Linked DNA regions of Homo sapiens: all the other regions are linked to region 2. The links are chromatin contacts, found by Hi-C in ENCODE. All regions are on one chromosome and are shown on one strand. Each heading gives the region's core, a stretch centred on a gene start or an enhancer-like site at or near the end of the contact. The rest is flanking DNA. Distances are from core to core; before and after follow the strand shown.

Evidence for each region. A loop is a pair of places that touch in the nucleus more often than their neighbours do. Pooled maps may share reads with other maps.
Region 1: a loop to region 2 is called in a pooled map, with 15 times the contacts of the local background. The contact joins the promoter of GNB1-DT here to the promoter of LINC01134 in region 2. A Hi-C loop is called at or near these places in 2 of 37 single-sample maps with no recorded cell type and 7 of 50 pooled maps.
Region 3: a loop to region 2 is called in a pooled map, with 15 times the contacts of the local background. The contact joins the promoter of NOL9 here to the promoter of LINC01134 in region 2. A Hi-C loop is called at or near these places in 8 of 50 pooled maps.

Annotation. Positions count from the first base shown.
Region 1 is chr1:1,889,821-1,892,896 of GRCh38, reverse strand. It overlaps GNB1-DT (GNB1 divergent transcript), which reads right to left and starts at 1,717. Exons shown (of 2, transcript NR_168264.1): 1 at 1,514-1,717; 2 at 171-997. GNB1 (G protein subunit beta 1) reads left to right here and starts at 1,810. Exons shown (of 12, transcript NM_002074.5): 1 at 1,810-2,077. RefSeq lists silencers at 1,026-1,275, 1,336-1,435, 1,556-1,745, 2,306-2,495.
Region 2 is chr1:3,899,131-3,901,853 of GRCh38, reverse strand. LINC01134 (long intergenic non-protein coding RNA 1134) reads right to left here and starts at 1,450. Exons shown (of 4, transcript NR_024455.1): 1 at 1,223-1,450. C1orf174 (chromosome 1 open reading frame 174) reads left to right here and starts at 1,582. Exons shown (of 4, transcript NM_207356.3): 1 at 1,582-1,682. The coding sequence starts at 1,668. RefSeq lists silencers at 502-681, 1,762-1,831 and enhancers at 882-1,141, 781-1,350, 1,351-1,919, 1,920-2,490.
Region 3 is chr1:6,553,090-6,556,028 of GRCh38, reverse strand. It overlaps NOL9 (nucleolar protein 9), which reads left to right and starts at 1,516. Exons shown (of 12, transcript NM_024654.5): 1 at 1,516-1,922. The coding sequence starts at 1,527. It overlaps TAS1R1 (taste 1 receptor member 1), which reads right to left and starts at 722. Exons shown (of 6, transcript NM_138697.4): 1 at 465-722. The coding sequence starts at 655. RefSeq lists a silencer at 1,551-1,810.

The DNA of each region.
Region 1 (3,076 bases), core at 468-2,967, 2.0 Mb after region 2:
CATATGGTGGGGTGGAAGCAAGGATGAGAGACTGGTTACACAGGAGATAATCAGAGCCAGGTTCCTCACTCCCAAAGCAGGAGGCCCCTCATTCCGAACAGGTTGAGCCCTGTAGTGTTGGCCTGGCATCAGAGTAAACACGTGGTGCCCAAGAAAAACAGACAAACACGCCCATGAAACTGTGTGTATACATATGCGTGTGGGCATGTACATAGATGTGTTCCCTTGCTCCGCCAGCTGCAATGACACCCCAGTAGCAATGAGCACATCCGGAGCCAGATCCCGGGCTCTGCATGACATTCTCCCACAATGAACCAGGCTGCAGCAGAAATAGCTGGGTTCAGGCTGGGGCAGGGAGAATACAACAGGGCCCTGGAGCATCTCGTGCCAGAAAGAAAGGGCTCCAGAAATGATGCGGACAGGTGAAGTGGGAGGGAGAGAGAAGGGTGGCAAGGCGTGGGTTCCCTGTCTGGTGGAGGCTCCCCTAGGTAGGGGGAAGCGCGTGGCACGGAGGGCAGGTGGCGGACGCATCTGGAAGCCGCACTTACTGTGTGTCCACTTTCTCACACAAGCACCATGCACACAAAACAAGAAGGAAAACGTCAGCTGAGAGAGGCGGGTGGTGTCCCAGGGTGTGGAGAGAGTAGAAGGTGGGAAATAGGTGTTGGAGGTGGCATGGCCCCTTGAGGTTGTGGCCCTGGTTGAGGGGAGGCCCAGTGGATGAGGTTGGGTCTCTCTCCCCTTCAGCTGTGCTGGTGCAGGCCTGGAGGAAAACGGACGCCAGGTTTGGTGTGGAAGGGGAGCTCGGAGGCGATGAAGGCCCAGGCAGGTGGAAGGTGGTGGTTGAGGACCGGGGAGCAGGGCGCTGGCTGGGGAGAGGCAGAGTGAAGAAGCCGAGGGTGAGGGGCAGCCGGAACTCAGCTGGAAAGACAGCAGGAGGCGGTGGGCGCAGGGGCGGGTTCCATGGACGTTCTGGAGGCTTCTGAGGACACCAAGCCTGGAAGCCAGGACATGTGGCCTTCTTGACTTCGTTCCCCTTCCTCACCTGGAGGTCTCCAGTCCCCGCTGTCCACTGCTCAGCGGCATGGGAGGAGTCCGCGGCCTTACCCCGACACTCCCGCCCACCGGCCCCCGCCCCTGCCAGGCGGCCCTGCTCGCAGCAGCGCGAGGAGCCACGGGGTGCTGCCCTCCTCCGCAGCCCGAGGCCCACTTCACACGCACTGAGCCCAAGCGCGAGTCTCTGCCCGTCAGCCGCGTCTGAGCTCGCCGCAGTCCCTGCTTGAGAGGCCGGGGGGCACCTGCGCCTGCCCGGGACCCTGACCTGCTAGCGGGGCCTGTTGCCTCCTCTGCAGGAAGCGATCTCGCCCGCGGTGCCCCCACCCGCCCCGTCCCCGGAGGGACCGCCCCCGCCCGCGGCCTTCCCGCCCCTGCCCTGTCGCTTGAGTGCCCCCCGCCCGCCGTTACCCCACCCCCGCCCCTGGAGGAGCCCCCGCCCACGGTTACCCAACCTTACCCTGTCCCCGGAGGGCTCCACGCCCGCGTTCCCCCCGCCCCATCCCAACTCCGAGGGTCCACTGCCCCGGTCCCCATCCCGCCCGGTCCCCGCAGGGCCGGGCCGCCGGGGGTCTCCCGGGGCAGCGGTACCCGAAGGCAGCAGCACGGCCCCTTTAAGCCGCTCGGACACGCGCTCGGGGCCCGATGCGGTTTGGACGCGCACAGGCGTGCGCGTGCCCGTCGGGCCTGGCGAGCGCGCGCGACGCGCGGCGTGCGTGGTGACGCGAGCGCGTGGGGTTTTCCGAGGCTGCGGGCAGGGGCCCGCCGCGCCCATCCCGATGGCTGGAGGCGTCTGAGGGGCGGACGGAGGCGGCGGCGGCGGCGGCGGGAGCGGGAGCGGGCGGCGAGTGGGGAGCGGGGCCGGGAGTGGAGCAGCCGCCGCGGCGGGACTGGACCGAGCCTCGCCGGCGCGCACCTGCCCGCAGCGCCCGCGGAGCGCGCAGCGCGGCCCGAGCGCGACGACCTGCCGAGCGGCGGCCGAGGCGGCGGTGTGGGCGCGTCAGGCCGCGACGAGGGCGCTGAGGTGAGCGCGGCAGCCCCCAGCCCCGGACCCGGGTCCTGTTCGTCCACCCGCCCGCCCTGGGGGCGCCCGCCCCGCCCCCACCCCACCCGCCGGTCGGGGCCGCGTCTTCCTGCCCCGCCCGGGTGCGGCGGGCGGCGTCCGAAGGGGGGGCCGGGGGCTGGGGTCCGAGGTTCGGGGTGCAGGGTCGGGGTCGAGGGCGGGGTCTAGGGAGAGGAGCCGGGGTCCCAGGCCCAAGGCTGGGGGCCGAGTTTCGGCACCGGGGTGCGGGGTTGTGTGCGCCGCGGGCGCTTCCCGTGGCGGCGGCCGGGGCCCCGGGGGCGCGGGTCGGGCGGGGCCGGGCCCTGCGTGGGGAGCCGGACGTGGCTCTCGGGCCCGCGGCGCGAGAACAAAGGCCGGGCGGGCCTGCAGGCGGGGCGGTGTCGGCGGCCGGAGCCCCCGCGCGGGCCGCCTATCGGGGTGACTTTGAGGGCCGGGCGGCCGCGGGGCGCGAGCGTGGGGAAGGGGAACAATGAAATGGGGAAGCCGGGCCGCGCGCCGCGGTCGGAGTAGGGATTTAAAGCGGAAGCCGGGCGCGGCGTCGGGAAATGGGAAAATAACGGTTTCGGCCCTTTTCGCTGTGTCGAGCCGCTGAGGCAGTCGCGCTGTGGCCTCGCCCTTCTCCTGCCGAGGCCCGGGTCTGTCCGGCGCTGGCGCCCCGCGCGTGTCGACTCGAGGGTTGCGCGGACCCCGGCCCGGCCCCGCGAATGAATGGGCCCGGTGGCCGCGCCAAGATGGCGCTCCCACCGCTGCCTTTGTGGGGCGGCCGCCGCCGCGCCGAGTTTCGGGGCCCGGTTTGCGATATTCCGAAGGCCCGAAGGTGGGGGAGAGGACAGGAAATAGCACAAAGGCTGGGTGTCTTCCTCTTGCCTGGATCGGCTTTTCGGCTGGAAGCGGGGTGGGGGTGGGGAGTGGGGAGATCTGTTGAAAATTCCACAGGGCTGTCGGCTGAGGCTTTTGACT
Region 2 (2,723 bases), core at 201-2,700:
CCTGTAATCCCAGCACTTTGGGAGGCCAAGGTGGGCGGATTATTTGAGGTCAGGAGTTCGAGACCAGCCTGACCAACATGATGAAACCCCATCTCTACTAAAAATACAAAAATTAGCCAGGTGTGGTGGCGCCTGCCTGTAATCCCAGCTACTCAGGAGGCTGAGGCAGGAGAATGGCTTGAGCCCATGAGGCGGAGGTTGCAGTGAGCTGAGATCGCGCCACTGCACTCCAGCCTGGGTGACAGAGCGAGACTCCGTCTCAAAAAACAAACAAACAAACAAAAAAACCCACAACAGAACAGTGGTCCTCAGCTTTACAAACACCTCCCTCAGCGGCGGCCAAAGAGGACGCATCACAGCAGCCCAGGCCTGCTAGGGGCGTGTTTGCTGGAGGAGGCGTGGCCGCCGTGTGTCCATCCAGACCTGATAGGGCGCGGCCATTGGAGGAGGCGTGGCCGCTGCGGGTCCACCCAGGCCTGCTAGGGGCGTGGCCATTGGAAAAGGCGTGGCCCCTGCGAGTCCACGTTGGCCCCGGAGAGTAACGGGACGGCGGAGGGGTCATTTCCCGCCTTGCACGTAACGGGGGACGAAAACCGGCCCCCAGCCCGACGCCGGACCCTGGCCTCCTGGGCCCACCGACGGCCTCCACTAAGGCCCCCTCCCGCCCGCAACGTGGGGGACAGCTGAGGCCACTTCCCGGGCGGGCCACCCCAACCCAAAGCGGCATGTCGCGGGGCAGCACAGCCTGCGACAAGCGCGCAAAGCTCCCCAGCGGGACCGCAGCACGGGCAGGCCTGGGAGTCCCTCGCGCTGCTCAAGGCCGCTAACCGGCACTCAGAAACCAGCGCTCTGCGGCACTGGAGAAAGCACTTCCCGCCCTCCTGCAGGCTGTTAGCCAGGGGATGCAAGGGGAGGGGCCCCTCACGGACGTCCCGCCCGCCCCTCTCAAACATGGCGGCCACAGGCGCACCAAAGGAAGAGCCCCTCACAAACATGGCCGTCCGCCCCTCTCATACATGGCGCCAAAGAGGCTTCAAGGGAAGCGCCCCTCACGAACATGGTTGCCTGCCCCTCTCAAACATAGCGGCCACAGGCGCACCAAGAGAAGCGCCCCTTACAAACATGGCCGTCTGCCCCTCTCAAACATGGTGGCCAAAGAGGCTTCAAGGGAAGAGCCCCTCAAGAACATGGTTGCTCCCCCCTCAAGAACATAGTTGCCCACCTCGCTCAAACATGGCGGCCACAGGTGCACCAAGGGAAGCGCCGTTCACGAACATGGCCGTCTGCCCCTTTCAAATATGGCGAACACAGAAGCTACAAAAAAAGCACCCCCCGCAAACATAATCTCTCAGGCCTGCCACGGGCGTGGGAAACATAGCGGCTACAGGGGTGCCAAGGGACGCGCCCTCATGAACATGGCCGGCCACAGGCCGACTTCCTGCTCCAGTGTCCCACCACTGGCCCAAGGCCTGTGACCTTCGCCCGCCGCTTACGAAAGAGCCAACACGGGGGGGGGGGGGGGGGGAATCACATGACGAGGGTGCTGCACTGTGATTGGCTGTGCTGACGTCGGACGCCGCCGCGGCGCGCTCTGCAGACTCCGGGTCGCCGCTCCGCCGGGACGCGTTGGCCGGGGCGCGCGGTGCTTGGCTGCGGTGCTCACACTCATGAGGAGCCGGAAGGTGAGGGCTGGGTCCCGGCAGCAGCTGCGCCGGGCAGGGCGGGGACTCTGGGTCACCTGCTGTCTGGAGAACCGGGGCGGGGTCACGGGGTGCCTGTGGCCTAGGAGCGGCCTCCGCTTGGGCCTCGCCCCCGGCAGTAGTTGGGGGGCTCCAGGCCACGCTCCCGGGAGAAGGAGGGCTGCCAGGTCACGCCCCTGTGAAAAGGGGGCTCCGGGCCACGCCCTCGGAAGAAGTGGAGCTCACAGGTCACGTCCCCGGGAGAAGGGGGCTCCCAGGTTACCCACCCCCGCAGAATGGGGCCTCTGGGCCACACCCCCGAGAGAAGGGGAGCTCCCAGGCCATGCCCGCGGGAGAAGGGGGGCTCCGGTCCACGCCCTCGGGAGAAGTGGAGCTCACAGTTCACGTCCTGGGCAACAGGGGGCTCCCAGGTCACGCCCCCTTGAAGGGAGGTTTCGGGCCACTTTCCTAGGAAGGTGGGGCACCCTCTCCAGAACTGGTTTCAACTCCTGGTAGTGCTAGATGCTGCAGAGCTGAGTTTGTGCCCCTCAACTGCTGCCACTCCAATGGACGTCACACAGCAAGTGACCTCAGCTTGGCCCCATCTACTGAATGTGCTAAAAGTGGGGTGATGAGGGATCCACCAAGAGGGTGGTGAGGATTGAAGGGGGGTGCCAGTGTCTGGCAAGGGGCAAGTGCTCATTGCGTGGGTGTAACAGTTAAGGCGAAGGACCCTTTTCACAGTGGACCCGGCGCGGGTCCCGGTCCACTTGGGAGGCTCTGAGCTGCATGGAGGCTCTCCTGGTTTGTTCAAATGGAGTGGCCACTTGTGAATTCCAACTCCTTTTACTATTTTTATCTTTGAACCAAAACTTGTCTCCTGTAGGCACATATACTTGGATCTTTTTTAAAATGCAGTCTGGTAGTTTCTGCCTTTTGATTGAATTGTTTAGCCCATGCACATTTAATATTATTGATACACTGTAGTTAGGTTTACATTTGCCATTTTACTTTTTCTTTTCTTTATACAAGTCTGTCTTTTTC
Region 3 (2,939 bases), core at 267-2,766, 2.7 Mb before region 2:
GCAGTGGCGGGTGCCTGTAGTCCCAGCTACTCGGGAGGCTGAGGCAGGAGAATGGCGTGAACCCGGAAGGCGGAGCTTGCAGTGAGCTGAGATCGCGCCACTGCAGTCCCACCTGGGTGAAAGAGCGAGACTCCGTCTCAAAAAAAAAAAAAAAAAAAAAAAGAAGAGGGAAAAAGCTGCCCTTGCTTAGGCCTGGCCACCTAGGTATGGTACAAAGCCAAGAACCAATTTCAATGAAGTTACAATACAACACATTCTAACAGCAAGGGTGAAATAATTGGAAACTGGCCGAAGTGTCTAGGAAGGTCTAGCCAGCACTTAGGTGGCAAGTGGATTGATGAACAAGGCCTGGGGACAGTTCAAGGGGCAAAGGCAGAGGCAAGGTCCTGTTTGGAGGATGGCAGCCAGAGGGGCCCTATAGCCAGGGGTCCCACTAAGTGTGGCTCTGCTGGCCCCTCACTCACCTGTCACACAGGGTCACCTCGGGTCTGTGCCTCACCTGCAGACAGCCAGAATGGAGAGGGAACAGGCCTGCCAGGAGGTAATCTCCGGGGAGGGTGAAGTCAGGAGAAGACTCCGTGCTATGGCAGGCAAAGGCCCAGCAGCAGGAAATGAGAAGCTGCAGGCCGACCAGGCGAGCCGTGCAGAGCAGCATGCTGGCCAGATGCCCGCGCCTGGCATGGCCAAGGAGTGGCCTCTAAGGAGGCCAGTTGCTTAAATAGAAGGCAGCTGCCGGATGCTTCCTAACTTCAGGCCCCCAAAAGGGGTGGGACTGGAGCCCAGTGGCTGAAGCAGGACTGTTTGCCTTGACATTCCGGGCCTGCGGTCCCACTCAGGAACTGGGCAGGACGAAGGCACAGATGCAAACCAGGTGGCACCCAGTGACCCTTCCTCTGGACGGTTGTGGGTTCTGTCCACGCTCTGTGACTTCACCTGGCTTAGAAAAGGAGCTCTGGCATTTTGGGGCGAGGTGGGAGGCTGGAACACAATTTCTCCGGGTGTTGCGAGGTTTCAGAACTTTTTACCTGGGCCTCAGTTTACTAAATGAGACACAGCTTTGAGTCGACACCCCCCTGCCCCAGTCTCCAGTTTTCTGACATTAAGATTCTGAGCAAATTGTCATATACTTTCGCCTTGTTACCCAGGGTTGCTCACTTCGAAACAAATGCATGCAAACCGAAGGTATGCAAATAGACATGTTTTGTTTAAACTGCCAATCCTAAAGCTTTTTCTGCAGGAGAAAAAAAATATCCCGGTGTTTTTCCGGAGAGGTGGCCCATGGCTGGTCGCGAGGTTTCTGGCTTTCTCTCTCCGGCCGGCTGGGGTAGGGAATTTGCGTAACGTAAATGGAGTCCTCCGTGGAGCCCCTCGACCAGATCGGCTGGAACCTCCTAGTGTGCTTCCGGAGGTTGCCGGCAGAGGGCGCCGGCGGCTCGGAGGCCCCTCTTTTCGGCAGCTGGGAGGGCAGCGGGGCGGACCGACGGGATCTCGCGAGATTCTCGCGCGGTAGGCCCTGAGGACCCAGCATGGCGGACTCGGGACTGCTGCTAAAGCGGGGTTCCTGCCGTTCCACTTGGCTGCGGGTCCGCAAGGCCCGGCCCCAGCTCATCCTCAGCCGCCGGCCCCGCCGCCGGCTCGGGAGCCTGCGCTGGTGCGGTCGGCGGCGCCTACGGTGGCGGTTACTGCAAGCCCAGGCGTCCGGCGTGGACTGGAGGGAGGGAGCCCGCCAGGTGTCGCGCGCGGCGGCGGCCCGGAGACCCAACACCGCGACCCCCAGCCCGATCCCTAGCCCGACCCCGGCCTCCGAACCCGAGTCCGAACCCGAACTCGAATCCGCCTCGAGTTGCCACCGGCCTCTCCTCATCCCACCGGTGCGGCCCGTGGGCCCCGGCCGCGCGTTGCTGCTGCTGCCGGTCGAGCAGGTAGGTGGGGGGCGCCGGTAGTAGTCCCCGAGGGCAGGGAGGGCTGGAGAGGCAGCCCCGGGAGAGCTGCAGGGTAGGAGAGGACCGTGGTCCCCCGGGCCTGTTCTCTGGCTGCCAGTCGGATTCAAGTCCATCCTCTTGATGGTTGGTGGCAACTAGGCTCCCCTGAGCAGCAGGGTAACAGGTACCCTGCTAAGGGGTCCCTAGGCCTTACGAGCTAAAGGGACTTTATTTTGTTTTGTTTTCTTTCTTTCTTTTTCTTTTTGAGACAGAGTCTCACTCTGTCCCCCAGGCTGGAGTGCAGTGGCACAATCTCGGCTCACTGCAACCTCCGCATCCCGGGTTGAAGCGATTCCCCTGCCTCAGCCTCCGGAGTAGTTGGGACTACAGGCGCGTGCCACCTCGCCCGGCTATATTTTTTGTATTTTTAGTAGAAACGGGGTTTCGCCATGTTAGCCAGGATAGTCTCGATCTCCTGACCTTGTGATCCACCCGCCTCGGCCTCTCAAAGTGCTGGGATTACAGGTGTGAACCACCGCACCTGGAACTCTGAAAGGGATTTTAATAGTTAAAAAAAAAAAAGGTTGCAATTACTGAGAGCTCAGAAATTCCAGGATTTAAGGGTTCCAAAAGTGTTTTAGGCTTTGAACCCATTTAAACATCCAGCTCTCTTACGGAGTAGTTGTCCCTCTCTCTAAGTGTTTACAGACGAGGAGACTGAGGTTGGGTAACTTACACAGTAGAGGGAGAGCTAGGAGTCGAACTCAGGCAGCCTGATTCTTAACGTGGATGCCATTCCTGGAGATTCCCTGTCTAATGCAGGAGGGAAGGCAAAACCCAGGAAGTTCTGGAAGAGACTTGGCAAGCTGTGGGTCTTTAAAAGGACAGAGTGGTAGAGTCTGTCTGAACCAGGAGCACAGAGCCGAGTTCACGGTCACCATGCTTTCTCTGTAGCTGCCATGGGGTATGATCTTAGTTTAAAAATATAAAGTATGGGCCAGGCGCGGTGGCTCAGGC